Linked DNA regions of Homo sapiens: region 2 is linked to region 1. Evidence: chromatin loops called from intact Hi-C (ENCODE). Cell type or tissue: endothelial cell of umbilical vein. All regions are shown on one strand.

Region 1 (2,500 bases):
CCCCAGAAAGGGAGTGAGCCACCCATGAAGGCAGATTCAAGCAAAAGCTTAAGGCCCATTTATCGACAGAGTACAGCAAGTTTGCTTTCCTGCTCAGGTGGGAGGCTGGGCTCAGTGACCCAGACAGTTCCCTCCAGCTCTGAGGCTGTGTCTACAAATAGCCCCGTGATCCTCCTACACCCTCCTCACAGCTCTCCAGGGACTCAGGTGCTAGCTGATGGTAAATGTGTTGATGGGGGAAAAATAAAAGATTGGAACTTCCCTTAATACCTTGTTTTCCTCCTCATCACCCGACTGATGGTGACTGACCCTGAGGGTGCAGATGGGTGGGGTGGGGATAGAACCCAAAAGCATTGTCAGCTCAGAAGGTCAGAAAAGTCAGCATGCAGATTTCCCAGGAGGCGTATGTAAAACATAGGATCCCCATCTAGGCAGCTGCCAGACCCGAGGCTGTGGGCGGTGGAGCAGCCAACATGCCGGAGATCTGCCCAGGAAACTCCAGCACATGGGAAGTCTGGCAGGCAAAAGGCAAGGCCACTTCAGGGGGGAAGGGGGCAGGCGGCAGTCAGATATTGGCCAAAGGGGCCTGCGCAGCCTTAAAAGAGTCCCCATGGAGTGGGAAAGTGAGAAACGGCTGGGTTTCAGGCAGCATGCATTTTCTGGCTTGGTCCCTGGGGTCTTGGTGTCCCGTATTTCAGTTGCAACAGAAGAGAATTTAGGAGGCGGGTAGAGGGGAGTACATGGCAGGAGTCAGAGGCTTTAAGCCCCACTGAACAGAGAGAGACTAAGACCACTCTTTTTTTTGTTTGTTTGTTTTGTTTTGTTTTGTTTAAGACAGAGTTTCACTCTTGTCGCCCAAGCTGGAGTGCAATGGCACGATCTCGGCTCACTGCAACCTCCACCTCCTGGGTTAAAGTGATTCTCCTGCCTCAGCCTCCCAAGTAGCTGGGACTACAGGCGTGCGCCACCATGCCTGGCTAATTTTTGTATTTTTAGTAGAGACAGGGTTTCACCATCTTGGCCAGGCTGGTCTCGAACTCCTGACCTCATGATCTACCCACCTCGGCCTCCCAAAGTGCTGGGATTACAGGCGTGAGCCGCCGCGCCCGGCCATAAGACCACTCTTAACTCATTCATTAGTGAACCCCTGCTCCATGGAGTACCATGCTAGCTGCTAAGGATAGAGTGATGAAGAGCAGCAGGGTCTCCACCCTCCTCACTGGCTCAAGGCCACTTGTCCTGCCTCCATCAGGACTAACTAAGCAGCCGAGGTGTGGCTGAGTCAGCAGGCAGGAAGTGTGAGTGGCCTGCATCTTAGGAGCTGGGGCTGGCAGGGTGCCAGATTAGAGAGGCAGGTGCTGAGGCTAAGATTCCACGCAGCAGTTAATGCCTCTCCCTCTATTATCCCCGATCCAGACCAGCTGTCCTGGCGTGTGTGCAGACCTGCAAGTTCAGCAAAGCCCACAGACTTCAGTGTGACCAACTGTCCCAGTTTGCCCAGAACTGGTTTGGTTTTAGCATTGTCCCAGGAAACCCCTCTAGTGCAGGACTGAGGTCCTTGGGGCTGAGTGAGGAGTGGCCGCATGCCAAATGAGTAATTGCTGGTGCTGTGGCAAAGCCCCCAGGCTTGGTCCTTGGAAGTTTGAACACTGTTGGGCTGGTGTTTGTTCCCAGCTGCCCTGAATGACCACACAGCTGGGTGTTTGGGAAACAATTAGTGGCATTCCTGACCCAAATACCTCCAATCTTGTTCATTAGTCACTCATATATGAGGAAATGAATTCAGGAAAAACACAATCATATATTATTTTGGTGTGAGTGTCTGCTCCCCAGTGTCACCCTGGTGTTTCGTTCTCTTATCACTCTAGATTGTGAATTTTTATTTGTAGCTGTCTTTCCCACCAGGTTCTCTCATAGAATCCTGAGTCTGGTGACTTAGTGTATCGCACATAATAGGGACTCCAGAAGTGTTTCATGAATAAATGCATGAAGATTCAATCTGTCTGTTGCAGAAACTAGGAGCCAAAAGGGCAGAATGAATGGTGAAACTGATCATTTTGAAAAGCGGTAAGTCAAAGTGAGAGGACCAGAATAGACACTGTAGGAAGTCTGGTTTCAAGCCAGCAAACAGGAAGCATTCAAACAACAACTCACAATCGTCCATGGGGCCTCGTTTGTTAGATTTCCTGGCAGAGGCTCTGTTTGTTTAGGGGCCTCCCTTCCAGCTGCTTTGCTGCCAGGCCCAATGTCTTCTCTCTTTTGCTGGCTGTTCATTCCTCCAACGCACATTTACTCAGGCACTGAGTCAGGCACTGGGCTGGGCATTGGGAAGGTGCAGAGGCTAGAAACAGGATGTCCTCCTAGGGGATGCATTATACACACACACACACACACACACACACACACACACACACACACACACAGCCAAGATGCAGTAGGAAAAGCAGTTAAGGCTGGGCGTGGTGGCTCACGCCTGTAATCCCAGCACTTTGGGAGGCCA
Region 2 (2,500 bases), 150 kb before region 1:
AGGTCCCCCGGCCGCAGGTTGCAGCCGTTGACAGAGTGGTGAGTGAGCTGCTGCAGCATCGTCCAGTACATGTACTGCAGGCAATGGACGCGAGGTGGAATGAGCAGCGGCAGGCTTAGCCTAGCATCCCGGAGGCAGCTGGGCACAGCCTGCCCTGCTCACGACCGCCTTCCCTGGCCTTTCCCCGGTCCCCAGCTCCCCCAGCCAGCTCTCTCCAGTCCCTTATAGTAAGGACACATTGTCCTCCTGGGGAGCTGCCCAGAGACCTCCCCCAAGCTCTTCCATCTCCTTCACAAACTCCAACCTCAGCTCCTCTGCTACCTCAAGCCCACACTGACCACCTTCTCCAAGCAGCATCCCCTAAGGGCTGACCTTACTGCTCAGTCCCTCAGCCTGCAACATGCCCTTGTGTACAACACTCCACTCTGCCCTGGGAACACCCTCCAGTCCCGTATTGGGAGAATCTAAGTCCACACCACAGCAGAGGCTTCTCGTGAGCAAAGCCCTCGCTCCCATTCTCCCATGCCGGGCCTTGGGATGGACACTGGGCAATGGAGCTGAACGATTCAAACACGATGTCAGGGCAGGCCAAGGAGCGAGGGAGAGCTGTGGGCGGTCAGGCTGTGGGCAGAGGGGGCCAAGGCACCACGTGCCCACCGAGACGCTCAGATGCAATGCACGCCCATGCCTGTCCCAGGCCACAGCTTCTCACATTGCCATTCCTACAGCCACACATCCCGGCATAGGAAACCCAAAAGATGGATTCTTGCCCACGAGCCCCTGCAAGGAGGCCCCTTAATTTCTTCTTACTAGCCCTAAGGAGCCCAGAATAATATTAAATTAGAAGGGAAATTAGGGAAACTAGAAATAGTTCAATGATTCAGAGGATATTCAAAAGGCCAAGAAACAAATGAACCATAAACATATGACTAACATGCCCAGCTGCATTAGTCATTAGGGAAATGCAAACTGAAGTCACAATCCCAGGCACGGTTTGAACGAAAAGGCAAACACCACCAGAGCTGACGAGGATGTGGAGCAGGCAAAATGCTTACATGCTGCTAGTGGGAGTATATACTGGTATAACCACTTCAAAAAACTGTTTGGAAGTACCCCTAGGCTGAGTCTATGTGTACTCTATGACCCAGCAAGCCTATTACTGGATATACACTCAATAGAAATGTGCACATATGTGCACCAAAAGGTGTGTACTAAAATGTTCACAGTAACTCTGTGATAGCCAAAAACAACGGAAACAACCAAATGTCCATCGATTGTGGAATTGATGTGACTTACAAAATAAGTCAGTTGGCCGGGCGCAGTGGCTCATGCCTGTAATCCCAGCACTTTGGGAGGCTGAGGCGGGCGGATCACAAGGTCAGGAGATCGAGACCATCCTGGCTAACATGGTGAAACCCCATCTCCACTAAAAATACAAAAAAAAAAATTAGCCGGGCGTGGTGGCGGGCACCTGTAGTCCCAGCTACCCGGGAGGCTGAGGCAGGAGAATGGCATGAACCCAGGAGGCGGAGTTTGCAGTGAGCCGAGATCGCGCCACTGCACTCCAGCCTGGGCAACGAGCGAGACTCCATCTCAAAAAAAAAAAAAAATTAAGTCAGTTGTGGAATATTTATACAGTGCAACACTATAAGGCAATGAGAAAAATGAGCTGTCACTGCAAAGAGCAACAGGGTTGAATCTCACAGATCTAACACTAAAACAAAGATGCCAGCTACAAAAGAATACATGCTACTTTATGATGCCATTTCTATAAAACTGAAAAACAGAAAAAAAATAATACATGGTAGCAGAGGTCAGGAGAGGAGTGACCTTTGCTGGAGGGAGTGATGAAGTGACCTGGAGGGCCCCACGGGGCTGCTGAGGTGCTGGAAATTTTCCATTTCTGATCTGGGTGCTGGTTGCACAGGGATGTTCATTTTAGGAAAATTCTTCAAGCTGTACATGTATAATATGCACTTTTTTTAATTTTTATTTTTTGAAATAGGGTCTTGCTCTGTCACGCATGCTGGAATGCAGTGGTGTGATCATGGCTCACTGCAGCCTCGACCTCCTGGGCTCAAGCGATCCTCCTGCCTTAGCCTCCCAAGTAGCCGGGACCACAGGTGCATGCTACCACGCCCGGCTAATTTTTTTACTTTTTGCAGAGACAAGGTCTCATTATGTTGCCCAGGCTGGTCTCAAACTCCTAGGCTTAAGCGATCCTCCCACTTTGGCCTCCCAAAGTGCTGGGATTACAGTAATGTGTGCATTTTTATCTATGTATATTATGCTTCAATTAAAAGTTCACTTAAAAAATAAGTCACTCTCATCAATACAGCCCCTGGCAGGACAGGATAAACCAGGAACTAGACCTTTACAGGAACACCTATTTTCCCCCAAGAAAATCACTGGCCACATTTATGCAGCCTCTATCTCGAGAGAACTCTGTGACCCCATGGCCACTCCTAAAAGAGACAGGCCATGGAAGCTCCAGGCCCAC

The links. Peaks named below come from ENCODE experiments on the same cell type or tissue, not always from the same donor. Only the 100,000 strongest peaks of a DNase experiment are listed, where the experiment ranks them.
Region 2: it touches region 1 in a loop (6-fold over the local background); 1 of 110 quality-filtered maps calls a loop at or near these places.

What each region holds. Positions count from the first base shown.
Region 1 is chr15:80,032,513-80,035,012 of GRCh38, reverse strand. No RefSeq gene overlaps it. Among named protein-coding and RNA genes, the nearest start is that of ZFAND6, 26 kb to the left of the region's middle. RefSeq lists enhancers at 775-1,518, 1,519-2,262, 2,263-2,500. In endothelial cell of umbilical vein, no CTCF peak of the experiment used is centred here; DNase peaks (open chromatin) are centred at 1,352, 1,542 and 2,222; H3K27ac peaks cover 1,445 bases.
Region 2 is chr15:80,177,698-80,180,197 of GRCh38, reverse strand. It overlaps FAH (fumarylacetoacetate hydrolase), which reads right to left. Exons shown (of 14, transcript NM_000137.4): 12 at 1-74. Among named protein-coding and RNA genes, the nearest start is that of FAH, 26 kb to the right of the region's middle. In endothelial cell of umbilical vein, no CTCF peak of the experiment used is centred here; a DNase peak (open chromatin) is centred at 967; H3K27ac peaks cover 1,036 bases.